6 separate regions of the Homo sapiens genome follow, and all the other regions are linked to region 1. Evidence: chromatin loops called from intact Hi-C (ENCODE). Cell type or tissue: heart right ventricle. All regions are shown on one strand.

The links. A loop is a pair of places that touch in the nucleus more often than their neighbours do. Peaks named below come from ENCODE experiments on the same cell type or tissue, not always from the same donor. Only the 100,000 strongest peaks of a DNase experiment are listed, where the experiment ranks them.
Region 2: it touches region 1 in a loop (3.0-fold over the local background); 54 of 110 quality-filtered maps call a loop at or near these places.
Region 3: it touches region 1 in a loop (2.3-fold over the local background); 50 of 110 quality-filtered maps call a loop at or near these places.
Region 4: it touches region 1 in a loop (9-fold over the local background); 85 of 110 quality-filtered maps call a loop at or near these places.
Region 5: a loop joins it to region 1, with 3 times the contacts of the local background. A loop is called at or near these places in 23 of 110 quality-filtered maps.
Region 6: a loop joins it to region 1, with 2.5 times the contacts of the local background. A loop is called at or near these places in 48 of 110 quality-filtered maps.

What each region holds. Positions count from the first base shown.
Region 1 is chr3:171,644,965-171,648,964 of GRCh38, forward strand. It overlaps PLD1 (phospholipase D1), which reads right to left. Exons shown (of 27, transcript NM_002662.5): 22 at 1-59. Among named protein-coding and RNA genes, the nearest start is that of PLD1, 160 kb to the right of the region's middle. In heart right ventricle, a CTCF peak has its summit at 1,574; no DNase peak of the experiment used is centred here; H3K27ac peaks cover 2,261 bases.
Region 2 is chr3:172,339,574-172,343,573 of GRCh38, forward strand. FNDC3B (fibronectin type III domain containing 3B) reads left to right here. Exons shown (of 26, transcript NM_022763.4): 17 at 1,540-1,658; 18 at 3,438-3,543. Among named protein-coding and RNA genes, the nearest start is that of GHSR, 110 kb to the right of the region's middle. In heart right ventricle, CTCF peaks have their summits at 2,107 (motif pointing left) and 2,307; no DNase peak of the experiment used is centred here; H3K27ac peaks cover 417 bases.
Region 3 is chr3:171,827,661-171,831,660 of GRCh38, forward strand. No RefSeq gene overlaps it. Among named protein-coding and RNA genes, the nearest start is that of TMEM212, 14 kb to the right of the region's middle. In heart right ventricle, a CTCF peak has its summit at 2,470 (motif pointing left); a DNase peak (open chromatin) is centred at 2,461; H3K27ac peaks cover 2,718 bases.
Region 4 is chr3:171,766,971-171,770,970 of GRCh38, forward strand. All of the region lies in intron 1 of PLD1 (phospholipase D1), which reads right to left. Among named protein-coding and RNA genes, the nearest start is that of PLD1, 42 kb to the right of the region's middle. In heart right ventricle, no CTCF peak of the experiment used is centred here; no DNase peak of the experiment used is centred here; H3K4me3 peaks cover 3,009 bases; H3K27ac peaks cover 2,762 bases.
Region 5 is chr3:172,475,947-172,479,946 of GRCh38, forward strand. No RefSeq gene overlaps it. Among named protein-coding and RNA genes, the nearest start is that of GHSR, 29 kb to the left of the region's middle. In heart right ventricle, CTCF peaks have their summits at 1,544 and 1,753; a DNase peak (open chromatin) is centred at 1,545; H3K4me3 peaks cover 1,240 bases; H3K27ac peaks cover 1,423 bases.
Region 6 is chr3:172,352,797-172,356,796 of GRCh38, forward strand. FNDC3B (fibronectin type III domain containing 3B) reads left to right here. Exons shown (of 26, transcript NM_022763.4): 22 at 7-287. Among named protein-coding and RNA genes, the nearest start is that of GHSR, 94 kb to the right of the region's middle. In heart right ventricle, no CTCF peak of the experiment used is centred here; no DNase peak of the experiment used is centred here; H3K27ac peaks cover 779 bases.

The sequences.
Region 1 (4,000 bases):
CTCCTTCGAACCCTGGCAGAAGTGGTATCACGACATATACCCGGTATTTCTGGTTTTCCCTGCAAAGGTCAGATGCAGAGAAATTCACCCAAAAAATAAAAGGTAGTATCAATTTTAGATGACAGCCAAGCAGTTCACATGGTTTTTGAGATTGAGTGAATGGCTTCCTACAACACGTTCTGTCACATTTCAGGACTTGGGAGGGTGTGCTGTTGGACTGGAAGACAGAAGCTGTCATCCAGGCTATCGCTTCATAGCCTGAATAACAAGCTAAACTTGGCAGTAAAGTAGAAATTGTACCCATTGTCTCTCTACAGCATAATCGCTTGTAGGACAAAATGCAGTGTAAGAAATCCTTGCTTGGATCCCATGGAAAGAGGCGGGTAGGGGAGGCTATAACAAAGTTTTGGAAAAAGAACTTAATAGTTAACACAGTACCTAGCTAGAGCCGTGGAAATAGTAGACATTCAGTTAATAATTGTTGAGTAAATCAGTTCTCATAGCCTAGATCGCAGGGGCAAAAAGACACACTGGACCCATTACATTTTCCAAAACAGAAGTCATCATTATCTACTTAGAAACTCTGAGTTTTCAGCTGTAAAATGTTACCCTAGGCCCTTTAAGAATTCTGAGTGGCCGGCCGGGCGTGGTGGCTCATGTCTGTAATCCCAGCACTTTGGGAGTCCGTGGCAGGTGGACCACGAGGTCAAGAAATTGAGACCATCCTGGCTAACACGGTGAAACCCCGTCTCTACTAAATATACAAAAAATTAGCCGGGCGTGGTGGCGGGCGCCTGTAGTCCCAGCTACTCGGGAGGCTGAGGCAGGAGAATGGCGTGAACCCGGGTGGCGGAGCTTGCAGTCAGCAGAGATCGCGCTACTGCACTCCAGCCTGGGTGACAGAGCGAGACTCCATCTCAAAAAAAAAAAAAAAAAAAAAAAGAATTCTGAGTGGCCAGTATGTATATTTAAGTCCCCTGCACATACAACACAATATTTCATGTCCCATTCTCTCAAGTGATTAATGACAACCTTTGAAAGAAAATGAATTCTACTCAATGATATAACAATAGAAGAAGAAAGTGTAGCTTTCTCTCTTTGACGGGCATTCAGAAAATCAGAAATTTGAAGTATGCTCCAAATAGGTACCATTTATTCAGAATCAAAAGCTATTAACGTTCTTGTCTCTATTTATAGGATATACAGGGAGAAGAAAAAGCCTCGAAAGGAATGTGACATACACTGTGATCAATGAATCTCGCTGGGATATCCGGGAGGACTATATTCACACAAAGGTGTTGTCATTGGTTAATTTTCAAGTCCGATCCTACTTAAACTTCTCATTTCTAAAGTGCATTTTCTTCTAAACAACTAAATTTTTCTTTCATGTGAATATTATCAGTACTCTTTGGGGGATCAGATTTTATTACTGATGTCTCTAAAGTCGATGTCAGGGCAAGTGGAAAGAGAAGTTCAGGGCAGAAATGACTACCAACAATGAAATTTGGAGGCCTGTGAGTTTGGCTGCCATGCTAAGAAACAAGGATCTTGAGTAGGTTGTTGTAATGGCATGGATTATTCACTAGATGGCAAACATAGTTTGAGTTGGAAAGAAGACATTAAAAAATGTAAACTGTTCAAGTTTGCTGCTTGGTAAGAATAAAAGGCTCACATCCCTAAATGGTGAGCAGGATAGCGAAAAAGAACAGACAAAAAAAAAAAAAAAGAAAAGAAAACCTAAGCTATTAAGCTATTTCCCCACAGCCAACATTTAAAAGTCAAAAAATTAAACTGGACAGTTAAAAATGGATGTCATTTGGCCTCAACTGCCTTTTCAGAATTCAGGATTATACTGCCTTACAGTATAATCCTCCCATCACCACAGCCCAGTGACAGGAGACTACCACCCTTTGTTCAGAGGTACACCTTCCTACTAATAAAGCTTGGCTCATCAGCCTTCTGGGCCTCCAGTGAATCCCACTTCTTCTAGGTCACCTTATTGGCTATTTCCTCTGCCAAGCCACTTGGCTCTTCCAGTCAGAGTTGTTTTATTCTTGCCTCGGCACTCATAGCACATGGCCAGGATGTCTGTTCTGCACTCTTTCTGCTTTACACGATAGTGATACACACATCTGCTCTCTAGGCTATGTGATAAGCTCCTTTGAAACACAGGATGCCTGCCCACATATCTTTCTGGTTTTGGTAGTACCCAATCAAAGACCCTTGCACATGCTATGCACTCGGTATTATTTGCTTTAGGAGGATGGGATCAGGTTGGAAAAATGTTTCTGGGGAAGTTTCTGGTAGAGAAGAGGTTAAGCTGAACAGGAATTTTTTCCTTTAAATTAAATTACATTTTGTTTGTAAAGTGTATATAATATATTACATACATTTTTTTCTTTAAATAAAATTATATTTTATGTCTTTAAATTAAATTACATTTTATTGTGGTAAAATACATGTAATATAAAATTTGCCATTTTACCCTTTTTTTTTTATTTTGAGATAGAGTTTCGCTCTTGTTGCCCAGGCTGGAGTGCAATGGTGCGATCTCGGCTCACTGCAACCTCCGCCTCCCAGGTTCAAGCAATTCTCCTGCCTCAGCCTCTTGAGTAGCTGGGATTACAGGTGTGCACCACCACGCCCAGGTAATTTTGTACTTTTAGTAGAGACGGGGTTTCTCCATGTTGGTCAGGCTGGTCTCGAACTCCTGACCTCAGGTGATCCGCCTCGGCCTCCCAAAGTGCTGGGCTTACAGGAGTGAGCCACCGCGCCCAGCCCCCATTTTTAAGTGTACAGTTCAGTGGCATCAATTACATATACAATGTTGTACAACTATCATAATGATCTATTCCCAAACCTTTTCAACATCCCAGACAGAAACTCGGTGACTATCCAGTCATAACTACCCTGTTTTTCCCTGCCTGCACCCCTTGGAAACCTCTAATCTGCTTGTCTCTATGAATCTGCTGGTTCTGGATTTTGCATATAATTAGAATCATACAATACTTGTCCTTTATGTCTGACTTGTTTCGCTTAGCATAACATCTTCAAGGTTCACCCATGTTGTAGCATGCGTCAGAATTCCCTCCTTTTTAAGACTGAATAATATTCCATGGTATGTACATATCACATTCATCTGTTAATGGACACTTATGTTGTTTCCACCTTTTGGCTATTGTGAATAATACTGCTATAATACTAGCATACAGTATCTGTGAGTCCCTGTTTTCAGTTCTTTGGGGTTTATATTCAGGAATGGAACTGCTGGGTCATGTGGTCATTCTATGTTTAGCATTTTGAGGAACTACCAAACAGGTTACTTTCAAATGAGTAACATATGCTCATAGTACAAAATGTAAGAGGTAGATGATTATACAGTGAAAAAAAATCTCTCTCACTCCTTCATCCTGAGGGCAACTCCTGTTAACAGTTTCCTCCATGTTCTTTTAGAAATAGTGTAAGAATTTATAAGAATATATGTATTTTTTCCTTCTACACAAATATTAGAATACTATAAACACTTTTCTGAACATGATTTTTATCATTTAACAGGGTATCTTGGAAATCCTTCCACATAAGAACATAGTTACTTTTTTTTTTTTTTTGAGACCCAGTCTCGCTCTGTCGCCTAGGCTGGAGTGCCGTGGTGCGATCTCGGCTCACTGCAAGCTCCACCTCCCAGGTTCATGCCATTCTCCTGCCTCAGCTTCCCGAGTAGCTGGCGCTACAATCGTCTGCCACCACGCCCGGCTAATTTTTTGTATTTTTAGCAGAGACGGGGTTTCACCGTGTTAGCCAGGATGGTCTCGATATCCTGACCTCGTGATCCACCCGCCTCGGCCTCCCAAAGTGCTGGTATTACAGGCGTGAGCCACCGCACCTGGCCAGAACATAGTTACTTTTTAAGAACAGGGAGGTAATATTCTACCATGCATCTATACTTTAATATTTAAACCAGTTCTTTACTGATAGGCATTTAAATTGCTTCTAATTTTTT
Region 2 (4,000 bases), 690 kb after region 1:
CAAAAAACAAACAAACAAACAAAAAACCTGGTTTAGCTTTTCTTCATTAGAAAAACCCAACTAGGTTAGAAGTCATGTATATGCCAGTGGCTCGTTGTGAATATTTAAGTATGTTTTGAATTCTCATGGCTCCCTTTAGCTACTGATGACAAATCAAAAGTAGGGGCCCTTCTGGACTTCCAGTTAACAACTTTGTGACTGCATGGCTGAGTGAGTGATTGAATCTTTTCAGTAATCCTTGCTCCCAGTCACCTTTTCAGTACAGGTTTTTTTGACCTGTAATATCAGGATAATTGCCTTTGCTATTGCCTTTCTTCATATGGCCTTAGTGCATGCGACTCTGTTGTGAATCTAAACTAATAAGCCGCTGGGGGAATTTGTGGAAGTTACTCTAGTTAAAATACCAGGGAATAGAAAAAGCATTTCCCCTAAAACAACTTCATGTAGTAAAAGGCTTTTGTAAAGTGGTCAACTGGAAACACAGCGTGAGTGGGAATAAAACAGAGGAGTGAAGAGCCTCCCAGTGGCCTGGAATTGTGAGTCAGGCAGGCGGCTGAGGCAGCCCTGGGTGCCCTTGCTTCTGACGGCATCAGCCTTGGGGGGCACCCAGACTCCTGGTGACCGTTTCTCTCTTCAGTTCCACAAAGCGGTCAGATCACTTGGGTCATGCCACATTTGGTCTTTAATTTGTCACCCCCGTAGGCATTTTTGTCTTTTTTTTTTTTTTTTTTTGAGAGAGTTTCACTCTGTCGCCCAGGCTGGTGTGCAACGGCGCAATCTCGGCTCACTGCAACCTCTGCCTCCTGGGTTCAAGTGATTCTCTTGCCTCAGCCTCCCAAGTAGCTGTGATTACAGGTGCCCACCACCATGCCCAGCTAATTTTTGTATTTTTAGTAGAGACAAGGTTTCGCCAGGTTGGCCAGACTGGTCTCAAACTCCTGACCTCAGGTGATCCACCCACCTCGGCCTCCTAAAGTGCTGGGATTACAGGCGTGAGCCACCGCCTGTAATTTTTGTCTTTTAAGTGGAGCTCCATGAAGGCAGTCAAAAGACCCAGTTTTTAAAAGAGGATTTCACTTCCTTTGACCTCTAGGCAGATAAGAACAGGGAGAAATTCTTGCGTACCACCCCAGACTTGCCAGAAGCCTCGTGGCCAAGAAGTAGCCCCGTGCCTGGCTGCCCCTGAGGCCTCCTCACACCAGGAGCATTTGATAGCTTGCCCACCCCTGTTCTGTGTCTCCTACCACTCCCTCCATGCCAGCGGCACGTTTCATTATGGTTTCCCACATCCAAACCTCATAGCAAATGTAATTGTGGTGATAATAGGTAGTCTAGCCAGCAACACTAAGTATTAAAAATGACTCAATGTTATTTTGGTATTTAACTTTGTAAAAGAAAAAGGAAGAGCTTTCTGGCTATTTAAAAAGAAAAAGAAGATGTTGGTTTTCATGAAAACATAGAGCTTTTTCTTGTCAGCAATGGCTGATATGCTACATTTTTACAAGAGGCATAAAGTCATGCATAAGTCTTGTTTTACAGCGAATCAGTGGGAAGTGGCCTACAGTGGGTCGGCTACCGAATACACCTTCACCCACTTGAAACCAGGCACTTTGTACAAACTCCGAGCATGCTGCATCAGTACCGGCGGACACAGCCAGGTTGGTTTTGTTTCCATATGAAAGTAAACCTCATTGATCAAATTCGGACAAACTGTCTATAACATCAGAAGCAAATTGCAGTTTAAACAATGTATCTTGGTAATGCAACCTAATAGTATCATGTCAGGAAATGAAAAATAGAGCTTTCTGAATTGCTGTTTAGAGGTATAAGATAGGCCTAAATGATTCCCTACTGAATTGTGGTATTTTCGGGTACATTTGTCACTCACTCATTTCTCAGAAGGCTTTGACATAATCACCTGTGACAGTTGAAAATTGTCTGGAATTTGCATTGACTAAATAAAGGAGACCTCGGTTATTGCAATGATTAAAAAACTATAGATTTTAGAGTAAAAAGATAAGACCTGCACAGCACTGCTGTTACCACATCTATCAATTTTAAGAATTTGAGACATACCTTCCTCAAGGTACTTTACTGCCATCTGCTGGAAAGTTGTTGCAAAAACAATATAAATCCATGATGACTGAGCTGAGTGGCACCTCCTGAAGTTGTGTGGTACCCAACGTACACATCTGTAGGCAGCATCCATTCTTTTGTTTCTACTATTTATATGACTTTAGACTAACCTGTTAACATGTCAGGAGCCTTAGTTTCAACCACATAGTACTCTCATAGGCGCAAAACAACCTAATAAATATACATGGAGTACTCTAGAAATAATTGTTATCTAAATGGTTTTAACTTACACTCAGAAAAGTGAATGAGAAACGAGATGCCAAAAGATACTTTCACTGTAGAGATATTTAACATTATGATTTGAAACCACTAAACATTTAAAATGAAAGAGAAGGAGAGATGGTGGCTTACAGCCCTGTGCTGGGTTGACTTTTCAAGAGAATACCTGCCATTTGAAGGCCTAACTTTTCTAGTCAACCCACTTGCAACATCAGTTTTTGTGTTTACTTTCTTTTGCCCCCAAGGATGGTACTAGGGCATCTAGACTGCCCATGTAGACACTGCCTGTGAGGAGAAGGTCCAGCTGGACCATCTTTATACAGTGCCGAAGCTGTCTGGAATGCCTCCCAGGTGGAGTAAATCCAAATCAAAGCTGAGATTATCAGTGGTCCTTCCTATGTGTGAGGCACTACACAAGGTGGCACTGAGGCTGAACTGCTCAAATGCATAGAGTTCATTTCCTCTGTGCCACTTCTCAGGAAGAAAACTGAATGTGGCTGAGCTGTATAGCTCTACCTGATTTTCTCCCGTCTCAGGAAGTAGGTCAGCTTCCATACCACTAGCCTTACGCAACCAGATCCTGCAAAATAAAGGACTGCTTATTTTAGCATTAACAGTACCTGCTGGTTGATGTCAGAATCAATTGATTAATATTGAGTTTATTTGCTTTTCTGCTCTGTATGTGAGTGGTTGGCCATTTATGGTACCATTTTAAAATTTCATCCAGCTGTCGTTTTGTGTTCTCTTCTGTCCTCATGAAGGGTCTTTCTAATTTTGATTTGAAGGAAAAGAATTGTGTGCTTAGGATATACAGTACTCATGTCTGCTAATCTAACTTCAAAAATAATCATTCTTGTTTTTCCCAGTGCCATATGAAGTCTATAGCCACCCTTAAAACACACACACATAAATTTATATGAAGATCTTAATTACATTAAAAGCATACCATAATGTGCACACATTTAGTGTGTAACCCCTTTTCGGTAACATTTGCAGTTATGGGGTGGAATTTGCCTGATATGTAGAGGTCTGATAAATTCACAGTAACTAAGAGATGGTTCTCTCTGGTGTTTCTCCTGCAGTGTTCTGAAAGTCTCCCTGTTCGCACACTAAGCATTGCACCAGGTCAATGTCGACCACCGAGGGTTTTGGGTAGACCAAAGCACAAAGAAGTCCACTTAGAGTGGGGTGAGTGAACTAACCTTCACATTGACATTGACAATTTGGACAATTGGAGATGAAGACTTATGCTTTGTAGTTAAGTTTCAAAGCTTTCTTCTAAAGACCATATACGTTTTTGTCTGTTGAGGATGTCCATATTCTTCTTGAAGTATGTTGACCCAGGTTTTTTATGTGTGTCATTCCCCCCATCCACACCCGCAACACTGTCCCTCACCTTCCTCTTCCTGATGGTGCCACACACATGGTTTATCCCCCGCACTTCAGGGGACACATTTCTAGGGAGTATTTCAAGAACAGCCAGTCTTTTTCAGAAAGTTTTCAACTTTATTCATGGGAAAAAAATTTTGTGCTCCATTTAGAATTTAAACCAAAGAATGGTTTATAAGATCACATGGAATTCTTTCTCGTCTTTGTTTGCAACCACCTCTGCTGCATTGTCCTGTGTGGGTCCTGATGTTTTTAC
Region 3 (4,000 bases), 180 kb after region 1:
GCAGCTACTTTGGTAGACCCTCAGATTGACAGAAACTTAGAGACTCCCCAAAATACATACGTTGGAGGGGAGATGGCAGTGATTTTACTTGGGTCTTAAATTCATTTAATGCAGGTAAGGCTTTGTACTAAAGTTGAGTTATCTCTTCCATGATATTATTTGGGGCTATTGAAGAAAGGGCTGTATAAAGTAGGGCAAAGCCTTGGCCACAGAAGGTTATAACGCAAGACAATTTACTGGCCAGTATTGGCTGGTGGCTTCCACTGGACATCAGCAAGACTACCTGGGCAACCGCGTGGCTCCCTGGTGCAGATGACAGGTGGTAGTTGCACTGGCTGAGGCTGTGTTCTCTTTATCTTGATCTGCTCCTGGCCGTGATAACTCTAAGTCTATACCTCAGACTTCCTTGACTTCCTCTGACCTGGTTTCAAGAATAGTCACTCTTACAAATATGTATGCAAACATTTCTGTTTTAGACTTACAGTTTTTGACCTTAAAGTTCCGAGTCTTCTCACCATTTTTTCTGGTTTTGTTGTATTCATATTTTCTCAATGTTTAAGCTGGGGGAAGGGCAGGCGCGGAGTGAACAGCGGAGGGGATTTCATAAGATGTGTGTAAGGCACGACGGTAGGGATGGAGTAGGGAGGAGTGAACATAAAAAACAAGCTGAAAAGAAATGAACCAAAATGCCTACAGTCATAGGAGGTGAGATTCTGTGTGGCTTTTCTTCTTTATGCATTTGTTTTCAAAACATTTCTACAAATAGACACTTATTACTTTTATAAACAGAAAACTATTCATGAATGTTATTATTTTTCTAAGATGAGGAAGAATCACAATGAGCCAGCGAGAATTCTCTAGGAATGAGTTATCATAAACAAACCTAATATGATATTTGGATAGACCTACTGAGCTGGTAAATCAGAATAGTTACACATGGGATTTCTTATTATTTTATTATGTGAAAGCTAAATTGGTTGAATAAGCATATCCAAAAAGTGCTTATTATAATGTGCGAATATTAACGTGGAGCTATGTCTCCAGTAAATTGCCACAGGACTCTGTGCACCTTCATATAATAACGTAGATGGAAATTTTAAAGTTGTGCTTATTAAATTTGCAGATGAAAACTAAGGGAAAATATCAAAATCAAGATTCACAATGATTTAACATGAATTGGAGAGTGGGTTAAAATTACCAAGAATTTAAGCAATAATAGTGTAAAGTTTGACAAATCAACTTCACATAGATGGGATTGGGGAGATGGCTGGTTTAACGAGACTTCATGCAATAAAAGACCTGAGAGCTTCAGCTCACTGCAAGCTCAGTGGTATCTAAGAGCATGACAGCAACGCTGCTGTGATGATAGGCAGTATTAATAAGACTGTCATACCCGGAACAGAGAAGTGATATCTCCCCATTCTCTGACTAGATGACAAGCTTTATCGCTTGTGTGTATGTGCCCTTATTGGCCCAACCACATTGGGTTTGTAGGATGGGGAGGCAGGAGGAGGGTGCTGCCTCATCCCAGAGAATTTTGGACACATTCCCCAGTGCCACAGGGGCAATGCTACGGCTGATGGTGATTTTGGAGTTCATACATAACTCTGGACCCAGTACTTAGATCTGCTAATGAGTAGATAGCTTATGCAATTTCCCTACCTTGTAATTTCCTCCTCTGTGAGAGTATTTGTGAAAAAATATTGCATAAGGACTTTAAAAAAATGGTTAGAGCTAAGTTTTGTTCTGAAGTCTAGGCCAAAATTGGATTTGAGATTGATGGATAGAAGAGGTTTTCTACTTTCATTTGCTAAAACCATGAACTTGGATTTGATCCTGGAAGGAGAAAATGTTTTTTGCAATGATATCTATCAGGAGCTTGCTGGTTGGACTGATTGCTATTGATTGACTGCTTACCAAATGTTTTTAAGATGACCTCTAGATATGCTCTCTGGTTTAGTCATCTCATTATAAAATTTGCAGAGTATTAGCTATGAGTGATTATAATCAAATAGACAATAAATTTCTTACAGTCAGGAAACATATGCCTTTTAGGATTTTCATTTCTAGTCCCTCCCTTCCTCCCTCCCTCCCTTCCTCCCTTCCTTCCTTCCTTCCTTTCTTCCTTTCTTCTTTCTTTCTGCAGTGTCAAATAGTGCTAAGCACAATGTAGTAGATGACTGATTGATAGTGATAGTCCCAATCTTTACATAACTGAGGGCCCCCAGGTCAGGCTAAACTATTGCAAATTCAGACAAGACTAAGGAGGTTCTACAGTCAGCTGTATTTGCATGAAGCTGAGAGTCCACTGGGGAAGAAAAATCCTCCCACAGAAGGAAAGTCAAGGCCAGTAGCTGGGTCCAAAGATAATGGGATAGACCATACTGTGACCATCTGCCAAGGACAAGCAACAGCAGGAATCACTGCAGCAGCTGCAGAAGGCATGGGGCCCAGGGCCACCTGGAGGCAGCTGGAGGAAATGAGTGTGGGAGCCTGTGCTGCCCGAAGAGCAGGCTCCTGAGGGAGACATCTCCTGGAACATTCGAGCTGGGACAGAGTCCCGCGGTCCTGCAGCCAGGGTGAAGTAAAGGAAAATAGTGTGGCCTAGAGCACCAGGGTTCTCGTGTGTTTTAAACTATTTTGAAAAACAGTTAGAAGAGAAAACTGGTGTACATCCTTCAAAGGGCACACTCCCGTATCTTTCCTCATGAGGAAAAGCTGGTAAAAGTAATACCTCCTCTGTGCTTTCAGAGTGTCTACTGTTGACAAACACCATGTTTAGGTTAGAAAGAGTCTACTGATTTTTCATTCCAGAGTTACACTCATATGTTAAAAATAAAGGCTTTTATTCACTAAATTTGCACCAAAAATTATACAAATCTTTCTTCTAAGAAAACAGAGCATAAGGTTTTCCTAACTGAAATAATTATGTTTTTCAAAAACCAACTATAGAAATTATTCCTCACCACATGTTCTCACTCATATGTGGAAGCTAAAAAAAGTTGATCTCATAGAAGTAGAAAGTAGAACAGAGGATACTAGAGGCTGGGAAGGATGGGGGATGGGGGAGGGAATAGGGAGAGGCTTATTAAAGGATGCAGTATTATAGCTAGAGAGGAGGAATAAGTTCCAGTGTTCTATACCACTACAGAATAACTCTGGTTAACAATAATAGATTATATATTTTTAAATAGTTAGAAAGAAGATATTGAATGTTCCCAATATAAAGAAATGATGTTTGAGATGATGATTACGCAAATTAACCTGATATGATCACAATAGATTTTACATTTTGAAACACCACTATGTTTCCCATAAAAATGTACAATAATTATATGTCGATTTTTCAAAATGGCATTAAATCTATGTTGTAAATGCTTCTCAGATTTGATCAATGTGTATGTGCTCTTTGAAATGTCTTTAATTAAAAAAAAAAAAAAAGGGCCGGGCGCAGTGGCTCACACCTGTAATCCCAGCACTTTGGGAGGCCGAGGTGGGCAGATCACGAGGTCAGGAGATCAAGACCATCCTGGCCAACATGGTGAAAACCCCCTCTCTACTAAAAATACAAAAAAAAAAAAAATTTAGCCAGGCGTGTTGGCATATGCCTGTAGTCCCAGCTACTCAGGAGGCTGAGACAGGAGAATTACTCGAACCTGGGAGGCAGAGGTTGCAGTGAGCCAAGATCGCGCCACGGCACTCCAGGGCAACAGCGCGAGACTCTGTCTCAAAAAAAAAAAAAAAGAAAGAAAAAGAAAAAGAAAAGATTGTCTTCTCTAGCCCAGAATTAACAAGAAAAACTTAAAAAGTTTTTCTGAGAATTTTTATTATTATTAATACATAAAATGAACTCTTCACAGTGTTTGTGGCTTCATTGGTCATAAGCAAGCATTTATAGTACTTTAATAATGCTAGATTTTAATATGCTTTTTAGAAGCACCTTGTAATCATATGGTCTGCCCTCATTACTATATTTCTTGATTGGTGAATATTGCGTCTG
Region 4 (4,000 bases), 120 kb after region 1:
AAAAAAATATATGTCTCATAATCTTGGTTATCCACTAAACTTAAGGAAACCTTCAAGACTGCCAAATAACCAGAGCTTTGATTACTAGCAGGAAGTCATACTGGGCAGAAATAAAGAGGACACTCCTACTGGCCAAATTAAAACTAAACAATCAGAAAAGTCCAAGTTCCTAGCTTTAGTGGCTTTATTATTTTAGCCTTAAAAAGTCTCTAAAATCCCAAAAGTAGCTTAAGTGTTTAAAAGACAGTATTCAATGCAGTGGGCTATTCTCCATACGGCCTGGCCACTACTGGTCTCATTTACGGGCCATGGGCAACCTCTATATCCTGCCATTGGTCACCAGGTTCTTGCCACTGGTCACGAGCAGAGTAGGTGAGAAAGTGGAGCACAAGCTTACCAACCCAAGTAGAGAAAGGACACCAATGGCTTGCCTTGCTGGTTGACAGTAAGTCAACAGAGCATCTTCTAAATGAAGAGCAGCACAGATGTCAGTATCTACATGGTTGTTTCTCAATAATAAGTACTGGGTTATATTGGACATAATACAATCCAAAATGTATTAGGTTGTATTTTTTTCTTATATTTTTCTAATATTGGATTCTATTTTCAGTTCTTCCCCCTCCACAGCACCTTCTGATGCACAACACTGTCATAGCTGCCTACTAGTTGCTCTGACTTAGGTCAATCTAACTTTCTTGAATAGTTTCCTCAACTGTAAAATGGAGATAATAAAGAAAATCAACAACTTAAGGTTGTTGTGAGGATTAAGGAAAAGGCTTAGAACAGGCCGGGCATGTTTACAAGGCTCATGCCTATAATCCCAGCATTTTGTTTACATGGCTCATGCCTGTAATCCCAGCATTTTGGGAAGCCAAGGTGGGAGGCTGACTTAAGACCAAGAGTTTGAGGTTGCAGTGAGCAGTGATCGTGCCACTGCACTCCAGCCTGGGCAACAGAGTGAGACTCTGCCTCAAAAAAAAAGAGAGGGGGGCTGGGGCTTAGAACAGTGACTGCACTTAGGAAATGACTTTTATGTGTTCATTATTATTATTATTATTATTATTATTACCACTATTCTACCACTTCTGCTATGACTATTACTACTAACTGGGGTAGTACTACTACCCCAGAAATGCTGGGTCAAACTTAAATTGGGTTCTTCAGAATGAAACAGGCAACTGGGGAGCTCTGTGGTCAGATCAGCTCCAGGAGTATACTCTATCCTCAACTTTTGCAATCCCTCTGGGAAGTTAAGTATTTACTGACATTACTAAAATAGTGAATTTCCAGGGTGGATGGCATCACAATCTCCCACATTTTCTGGTACGTAACCATAAGACCTATGTGCACACAAGCACCTGGTTCTTGAGGGGGGCAAGAACCAGGAGGTTAGGCATGGAAAAGGCAGATGTGGCACAGTTCATTTTAGTCAATACATGAAGCTGACAAGGCTATAAACTGCAGATGAAAAGCCTGCACCTCCCAAACCGTACGCTGCAAAGATCAAGACTATGTGTGATCACACAGGAACAAGGAGTGATCTGGGCTGTGAAGAACGGAACTGGTCCATCAGGTGAAAATCTACCAAGGTTCGACGGTCAGAAAATTCATCTCTAATACCACTACTACTCCTAGTTCTTCAATTCTTTCCTCAGAGTCCTGATCTTCTACTGCCATGCAACTTCCTCAACGTTTGGGGCGTAGCCAATTCAAGTTAAAAAAGTTTGCCTAAGAATTTCTCTCCAGCTTTGAAACTCAGATTCATTTTATAAGAAAATTGGCATCACGCCCTTCTGGGTCACAGCGAGGTCCATAAACCATCTGAGATGTGTGAGACATCTAAGTCACTTTGACTATCAACAAGAAAGCATGTTGGATAAAAATTAATTAGCACAAAACTCAACTTAAAATTAGATGGTATGTTATGAGACAAATGCTCATCTCTTATTAGCCAAAAGACCCAGATATAACAAAATTAAGCCAGTCCAGCAGAATGAGAGCAAGAATGCAATGTGTGTTCCAAACCTAGAATCAGGAATAATCTAAGGTTTGCTTAGACACTTTACCCCAAATTTACAGATTTTGAACTCTCTACTGTACAGTCCTTTTTTTTCTCCCACGTTTGGAGGAAACATTTTAACGTGTATATTCTCTGGGAAAACCCTAAAATCTGGTTTTTAGGGAGTTTCCCTCTTATCTAATCCTTTGCCACATTATTTTTGTTTCGAATCTGTGGTCTTTGCTTTGTTACCATCTCTAGATGAAAAGCTATGAAGCACTTGGGAACACAGAAACTGAGATCCACAAGATACAAATGAGTTTCATGTAAGCTTTTAAAGACCTTTATCTGTACCCATCAAGCACAAACAAGTAATCAACGACTAAAATGTCTTAATATTTCTCTCTAAAATCATCAGGCAGCTACAATCAGGTGGACAAGTCGTTCCTTAAAATTTAATATCATTTAATAATTAATAATTGCACAATAGCATATATGCGTAGTAATAGCATATATATGGCATGTATATAAAACATAGCAAAGTCATAGCAATCTTTGCACTTTTGGGAAAGCTAAAATGATGTAATAAACTTACTGTTAAAGAAAATATCTACAGAGGCAGGGGCAATAACACAGCTGTACAATTGTGCCTTAGGGGGTATAAAATACAGTCCACTTTGTAATCCCGAAATGGCATGCAGCCATAACATTGTAACTTCAACTTAGCACTGATGGGGAAAGGGATCCTTAAAGTTTAGCATATCACCTCAGAGATCTTTTTTAAGTACCTATTTCTGTCTCCCTTCCCCCTCAATTTTTTTTAAGCAGAGAAGAACATGAAAGAACAGACCCTTTCTAATACACTGTATTTCGCAGTGGGGAAAAAAGGAGAATAAAATGGCAATAACAGAAGCATATTAGCATATTTAAAACACTAGTACATTACCCTGAACTAAAGCATCCTTAAAGTAACATGAAAGCAAGAGAAACTATATTTCATAAAGTGTTGCAAACTTTAAAACACCAAATTGAACTACTCCTATAGAACAATTTCATGCCAGATTGCTTTGGTGGCAAATTAATAAAGGCAGAATTGCTCTTTAGATCTTTAAATTAACGAGATTAAGGAAGACAATGTCTTTCTCTGTGCTTAATTATATTGACTTAATTTCTTAATTACTATTAACTATACTTTTATGTTTTACAAGTCACACTCCATTTTTACAGCTGTTCTTTAATCCTCGGGTAATCTCGTATTCTGAAGAATCACTTGAGAATAAAAACAGCAAAACTGAAGACAAAATTCAATTGGGCTTAATCCACCTGTACATTCTGCCTGAATCAATTCTTATGCCAGTATTTTGAGGCATTCCAGAAAAGTGCCAGACTTTTCAAAGAGAAAAATTAAAATGATATTCTGGTTCACTGAAACTCCAAGGAGTAGGCCTGAAGAAAAACCGTGCATCAGACAAGCACGCACCAGTGGGGTGAGGGAGGACAACCCCAACTGGGGCCCAACACTCCACTACTTAACGTTTCAAAAAATAAAATCAACTGTGTATAAAATCATATTTATACCTAGAAGGTCTAGTGCGACGACACAAAGAAAGCAATTATAAGAAAGGAACTAGGCTAGGCAAGGTGGCTCACGCCTGTAATCCCAGCACTTTGGGAGGACAAGGCAGGCAAATCGCTTGAGCCCTGGGGTTGGAGACCAGCCTGGGCAACATGGCAAAACCTGGTCTCTATAAAAAAGTATAAAAAAAAAAATTAGCTGGGTGCGGTGGCATGCACCTGTAATCCCAGCTATTCAGGAGGTTGAGGTGGGAGGATCGCTTGAGCCCAAGAGGTTGAGACTACAGTGAGCCATGATCATTCAACTGCACTCCAGCCTTGGTGACAGAGCAAAACCCTATCTCAAAAAAAAAAAAAAAAAAAAAAAGGGGGCGGGGGCAGGGCTGATATTTACTAACAAGACCTCTGGACTGCAAATCCAACACA
Region 5 (4,000 bases), 830 kb after region 1:
GCAGAGAAAGAGTTCAATAGACGGCTCCTCCTCCTCTTCCACATGATTTTTTTTTTTTAAACAGAGTTTTGCTCTTGTTGCCCAGGCTAGAGTGCAATGGCACGATCTCAGCTCACTGAAGCCTCTGCCTCCCAGGTTCAAGCGATTCTCCTGCCTCAGCCTCCCAAGTAGCTGGGATTACAGGCATTCGCCACCACATCCTATTTTTAGGAAAGATGGGTTTTCACCATGTTAGCCAGGCTGGTCTCGAACTGCTGACCTCAGGTTATCCACCCGCCTCCGCCTCCCAAAGTGCTGGGATTACAGGGGTAAGCCACCATGCCCTGCCCACATGATTATTATTAACTCCCTGGAGTTAAAGTTGCCCCCAACCAGAAGTCTGCCCAAGTGTAAACAGCACCGCGCCCAGGTCACTCTCCAACTTTCCACTCATGTGATGAGCTTCCTGGAGCTTGGGGGAAAGAGGAGGACTCCTCTCCACCCTTCAGCCTGTACCATGGACTGTGTTGTATATCCTCCTGATCTTCATCCATTGCCTGTGCCCCTCCAGGAGGGAGAGGATTGGGAGACAAAAGGGGATGGGTTGCAGGCAGGCAGGCAGTGTGGCAAGTTTGTAGGGAAGGGAACGTGTGCAAAAAGGGGAAGCAGGCGTTGCAGAAGCAGAATGCTCATCTTCCCAATGTATCCTAAGGATGCGTTCATCTCACTTCACAGGGCAGTTAGGAGCAAGTGAGTTTCACAAGTTGAACCAAATTCTTAATGCAGAAAGGAAGCTTACTTTTAAAGAAAGACTGCTATTCATTTCTTTCTAAAATGCTCTTTTGTAATCTCTTAAATTTATCTGTTTTATTAAACTTGAGGGTTTTATACATTGATTTTTCTCAAAACAGGACGTACTTGAGCCCTGTTTTATACTTATCTATTTTAACTAGGTCATTTCCAATTTTGACGTCAATATGACTTTCTGGGAGATTTTAAGAATAAAGAGAAATCTGAAATCAAAATCAGCATGAAAGCAATTAAAATGAGGCTGTAAAACCTCTGTACCAGAGGTTTTCTTCGTCTTCTTTTCTTTTCTTTCCTTTTTTTTTTTTTTTTTTGAGACGGAGTCTTGCTCTGTCACCCAGGCTGGAGTGCAGTGGCGCGATCTCGGCTCACTGCAAGCTCCGCCTCCCTCTTTTTTTTTTTTTTTAAGCATATTGAATGCTTAGAACTTGCCAGGCCGTATCTCAGCACGTCACTCATATTAATCATTTCCTAATAACCGCTACAAGTTGGGTTTTGTTATTATCCCCATTTGAATAAATAAGGCACGGAGACACAGAGAGGATATGACATAACTACCAGAAGCCATTGGTGGCAAGATCTCAATCAGGACATGTCGGTACAATGCTCTGATTATCTCGTCTGCATCCCTGATTACTTATGGTCCAGATATAAACTACTCCTCTTCACTTTCATTTTAACCAGAATTTGAAGTCATTTTATTCTCTCTCAAGTACTTTGGGCTTTGAGGAAAATAAGGGAAACTCGCCACCTGGTGGCAGCTCATAGTGTGTGGTAACAAGGTGGCTGCCCCCTGTCTGGTTTCAAGGAGAGAGGAGAGAATGTCCCTGCCTTGCTATTCACGCCTCTCAAACAGCTGAGCTGACCTCTCCTCAAGGGCCATTGTCTTTAGAAATCCCTCGCCCTGTCTAGGTCCATTCTGATAAAAATTGGAGTAGCAGTTTTTTCTCTATGCTTCAAGTGAGGAGGTTGGATGGGACAGAGTCCAGCGATGAGAGGCCAAGACTCTCTTGACCTTATTTCATTGTCAAAAAGATCAGTATTCATGTTCTACAAGAAGGAATCCACAGTTGTCCAGAAAACTGTCCTTCAAAAATAGCCAGTCCACAGCTGCTTCCCGTATCTTAGGCTTTAGTTTCTGAAGCAGAGGAAGTAACATGCAGGCATCATCCCTTGTTAAAACAATTCATAGAATTAAAATGTTGCAGGTGAATTGAATTTTTGAACATTTAATCAGAATGATCACTTGGGTATCTTGTTTTCTTAAATACTTAATTCGCACACCACAGGGTTTGAAATGTAGGTTTTTCAAGTCTACATAGGTTCTATTCGTGATTTTCAGTTGCCTGTCAGTGAACAGGTGCCAAGTTAGCTGTATCAGAATCACTTGTGGAAATTAAAACGTAAACAAACACAGGAAGATTCCAATTCAGTAGGTCTCTGAGGAAGACTGAGCATCAGCATTTTTAAATGCTCACCAGGAGGTACTGAGAAGCAGTGTGCTTAGGAAGCCACTGTACCTGCACCACCTTTGCTGACCAGAATGGAAGCAGCAGGTAAAGAATGTTGGTGGTTAACACAAAAATTAGATACTGTTTTCACTCATCAGGCTGGCAAACAGGAACACAAATAGTAATATTTCACTCTGGTGATGATGTGGGGACCAGAGCATTCTCATTTTCTGTTGCTAGGTGTGTAATGTGCTACAAAAGATTAAGGAAGTAATCAGGGAGTTATTTATTTATTTTCATTTTTTTGTAGAGATGGGGTTTCCCTGTGTTGCCCACGCTGGTCTCAAACTCCTGGCCTCAAGTGATCCACCTGCCTCAGCCTCCCAAAATGCTTGGATTACAGATATGTGCTGTCTCAGCCAGGCCAGACAGGTATTTTTAACATCTAAAATGTTAAATTGGCCCAGAAATCCCAATTTGGAATCCAGAATGTTGAGATCAATGACAAAAATGTTTATTGTAGCATTATTTGTAGTGACAAATAATTGGGAACAATCAAATCTTGGAATAAATTATAATCTATTCATTCAATGAGTTATTATGCAGTATTTTAAAAGAACCAATTAAATCTGTATACTTTGATCTGGAAAGGAGTCTATGTACTATTAAAGGAATGAGTTGCTGAGTTTTATACACAACTGCATATGCATATACCTATATATGTATGTATATATATTTCCATTTGTAAAACAAAAAATTAATTAAGCTAGAATATTGGGAACAGGGAGAAACATATGAAAGGACACAGAGTTTTTTGGTTTTTTGGTTTTTTTTTAGATGGAGTCTCACTGGAGATTGTACTGCAACCTCTGCCTCCTGGGTTCAAGTGATTCTCCTGCCTCCGCTACCCAAGTAGCTGGGATTACAGGTGCATTGCCACCATGCCTGTCTAATTTTTCTATTTTTGAAAGAGATGGGGTTTCACCATGTTGGCCAGGCTGGTCTTGGACTCCTGACCTCAAGTGATCCACCTGCCTCAGCCTCCCAAAGTGCTGGGATTACAGACATGAGCCACTGCACCCAGCCAGGACACAGAGTTTTAATATTGGATCCTTCATGATGGGAAGGGAGTGGGGGGATTACAGATTTTTAACATTTTTCTTCATACATTTCTACATTTCACTCATAATAAAAAACATACCTTTCATGTGCAATTTATAAGATCCAATAAAGTTTTTAAAAATGTTGGTTGGACCAAAGAGTAGTGCATTACCCCCCCAAATCCCTGGTTTGGCATGCTTACCAACACTATTCAGGTAAGATTTAAACTGCAAAATTATAATGTATGTGTAAGGTGTAAAAAAAGATACTACAGAGAACCAGCCCTATGAACCCACATAAAATTAATGAATCCAACCCAATAGTCCCATGAACAGTTTTTGGGTTTTTTTTTTCTTTGGATAAACGTAGAAATAGACTTTTCTGATCTTACAGTGTGAAACTTACCTTTGTTTTATCTGAGTTCCTTCCTCGGGAAAGGACCCCCAGGCCTCTCAAACAGTATCAAAGAACTGAGACTCACCACATCATGGCATCAGGACAATGAGACTCCAGGCCCCTCATTCATTATGATTGCTTTCTTACCCCTTTCCAGTTCCTGCTTTCTCACACATAGTTACATTTCTTCCCTGCTATATAAACCCCTAATTTTAGTCACTCAGGGAGATGGATTTGAGACTGATCCCCAATGTCCTCAGCTGTAG
Region 6 (4,000 bases), 710 kb after region 1:
TTGTAGGCCTTCAATCAAGCAGGGGCAGGGCCGTACAGTGAACTTGTCCTTTGCCAGACGCCAGCGTCTGCCCCTGACCCCGTCTCCACTCTCTGTGTCCTGGAGGAGGAGCCCCTTGATGCCTACCCTGATTCACCTTCTGCGTGCCTTGTACTGAACTGGGAAGAGCCGTGCAATAACGGATCTGAAATCCTTGCTTACACCATTGATCTAGGAGACACTAGCATTACCGTGGGCAACACCACCATGCATGTTATGAAAGATCTCCTTCCAGAAACCACCTACCGGTGAGTGCAAGGGAGTAGAAATCTGCATCAGCACATCAGCACTTGGGGATCTAAGTAAACCTCTCGGGGAAAATGACCAAGTGGATGTCATCTCCCAGCTGTTTCTAAGAGCCCAGATGTCCAGAGTATTGTCTCACCTTGATCCCTCAGGCCAGAAGACCTGTGAAAAAGCCACACTGGTTCAGGGACTCACTGGACGGTTTTGTGTCCACTCTAACCTGCACCGTCTCTACCCCAGAGTGGACTCAAATCCTCAAGTCAGTCCTCTGAACATTGAAGTCAGAAATTATAAAAGGGCTTTGGCAATATGTTAGCCCAAGAATTTGGCTTCTTCCAGAAATTGTGCCGACCTTAACAGTGGCTTAAATGATGGTAAAACTTTTAAGATTTCTAAAAGGATGGCATTGGAGATACGTTGACTTTTATTAAACAACCTATAGTTGTTTAATGACTTCTAAAAAAATATCTGGAGCTCAGGGGTTCAACTGAGGGAACACATGTTGAGAATCATTGTTTACTAATTAAATGCCAGGTAACCGTTGAAATTATCAAAAACATCTTCCACGTACCAGAAAGCACCTCAGAGGATAGTTCTGTTATGGAGAAGATGAAATGGTTTAGTAGTGTAGGAACTATGGAAAGGTGAGCTTAGATTTGGATAGTAAAACCTCAAGACCCTATTTAAAAAGTATTTTATGAATGCAGCATAAATAATTTAATTCAGTGTTAATATGCCAAGGCTAGTATATTGAGCTGAATGTGAAAAGAAACTCACATTGGGAGAATGCCACCTTTTCCTTATAAGATAGCTTTGAAGATACCATTTTAGACAGATGGAAATTGAATAGCTTTAGAAAAGGCAAATGTTTGATCTTGGGGAAAAAAAAAAAACTTTAGATAGTCTTTGCTGGCCAATCAATAAATTATAAACTGGACATTACATACTTGAGGTAAAAATAATTCATACTTGCTTTTTCTTTTACATCTTGAAGTAGAGGCTGATTTTTCAAAATAATGAATAGGCTACCAAATGAAGGAAAATCAATCAAAACCTTAAAAATTCAAAGTATGTTCAATATCATTCTATAGTAGTTTATTTCTGGTTAACATGTAGGACAGTTTTACATACCCATTTCTGTTTATATACAAATAGAAAAAAATTTCAAATATGAATTATCATATTTAAATTGTTTCCAATTTTAATCCATTGTTCACTAAATCTGAATTACATTTTATGAGTCAGTATTTATCATTTAATAATAGTACATTTTATATTTTATATCATGAAATCATAAACTAAATATTAGGGACCAAGTTCAATTAATATTTTTGCTTGCTAATGTTTATAACTAAGATATTGGTATGCCCGTATCAGTAAATGAGTATTTTTTCAATAAAGAAATATAAACAATAAAAAAAAATAATAATAATAATAATTCATACTTAAGACCAACTGGTTTATAGCTTTAGGAATTTTAGTTTCTATAGTACACAATTGGGTATACTGTATAGTATTAATAGAACTCTGGTCAACCCACAGTCTTGTTGTTTTATGTTTCAAAAACATAATTGCAGTAATTATAGTGAAATACAAAATGAGTATTTCAGGGAACCAAAGGTATAATTTTGGCCCAATCAACTTTTATTTCACCTTTTTTCTGTCCTATAAATTGGTTAAAATATAAATGAACAGATCATGATGTTCTAGATAAAAACATGTGGAATGAAACATTTTAAGCAGACCATGGAGCTTGGATAAAAGACTTGTTTCTTTTGTTTGATTTTCTTTTTTTTTTTTTTTTAAGCCTTCAGCAGTTACATATTGTTCTCATACCAAGCTTATTCTTTCTCTGTGTTGCCAGGACAGGGTTGTACACCTCTCTAGTAAATGTACTAATGCAAAAAAGCTTCTTCAATGGATCGGTCATTTCTCCATGGGTGCTATTATAGCAAACTACCCATTGGCTTGCTGACACACTCTGTAGAAATTTCACTAGAATTACAATACTACTTTTAAAGGCATTCCTTTAAGTTTATAATTGAGTTAGAAATTGAATTTGTCCTTTAATTTGAAGGAAAACAGTATTATTAAAAATGAAAACCTAACTTTGCTCTGTGTGCTTCCAGCCAAGTAGTCACAGATTTGGCAAGATAAGAGGGTAATCGGATCACCTGGTATCACCCCTTCCCAGTCCTTGGCTTGAGCATCTTCAGTGACAGGGGCAGTGGTTCTAGCTTCCACTCACCAGGCAGTCCATTCTATTTGTGGATAAACCTCTCTATATCTAAAATCAACTGCTGACCTTAGAACTTCCTCAATAGCAGTGATTCTCAAAGTGTGGTCCCTGGACCAACAGCATTAGCATCACCTGGGAACTCGATAAAATGCAAATTATCAGGCTCCACCCCAAACCTACTTAATTAGAAAATCTAGGGGGGGGGCCTAGCACTTGGTGCTTTAATTAGCCTTTCAGGAGATTTTGATGCTTATGAAACTTGAAAACCTTGGCCCTAGAGCAGTGATTCTTAAATGTCAGTGTATGTAAGAGTTGCCTGGAGAACCTTTTCAAAATACAGGTGTTTGAGCCCTACACCTGTAGGCCGCAATTGGCCCCAGAGGGGGCCTAAACATCATTACGTTATAATGTCAGCTGTCTCTTATTTACCCATCCCACCATCATTTACACTGTCTTCATTAGCACAGGTTTTCTATAACTGCCTCCAACCTCTTCTTTAAATGTTTTCAGGTTTTTGGTGGCCTCGCTGATGTGCAGTGCCCAGACCTCCAGGAATGGTCTGGTTGGCTGGCTCAGAGCAGACCAGGACTATTGCCTTCCTTGTTCTCCATACTGAGCAGTTAGTGAGGTTGCCTGAGATTACTTTTTTTTAAACAACCTTATTATATGCCTGACTCAGACTGAGCTGGCAGGCAACCAAAACTTAAAGTAGATTTGTTTGTTTTGCTCATTTGTACTCCTTTTGCTAAGTAAAAAAGGCTTAAAAATAACATGTATTGAGCCCTTACTATATGGTAAGCACTATGTTAGGCTGCCCAGAAGTGAATCATAAATCATTTTGTCATAACAAGGTGAGATGGGCTTTACTAGGAGACAAGTTCTGGGTAGTTCAGTGGTAGCAGACGAGTCAGACAGCCTTGACTTCAATCCTATCCTTCATTTATTGTCTCTGCAAACTTTGGGAAGTTATTTAAGCTCTCTGTGCCTCAGTTTCCTGACCATTAAAAAGGGGATAATAATTTTCACTACTTAACAGAGTTGTTGGGTATTTTGATAAGAGGTCAGGTACCTAGTATGGGGCCTGACACATAGTAAATAAATAATCAGAAAATCTGTTGTTAATGTTCGGTAGGGAAGAAATGAACTCAAAGATGGGTTGTGACCAGATTATAGGTAGAGATCTTATCTGTAGAAACCTTATCCTTCAAGGTTTTTTTGCCTCCAGAGCAGGGTATGAGAAGAGCAAGTCTCAGTGCCTGGAGCTGGAATGGTGGCATTGGTGTCAAAGGAGCTTTCAGGAGCAGGAGCTTGGTGGGAGGCCAGTTCCGACTCCTCCTCCAGGAAGCCTTCTATGAATAACTTTACTCGGAGCCCATCTTTTCCCCACCAAAAGGGATTTTCGTTGTTTGCTATTATTTCGTACTTAAGACATTTTCTGATGATTATTCTCTTCTTTCATGTTTTTCTTAATTAGAT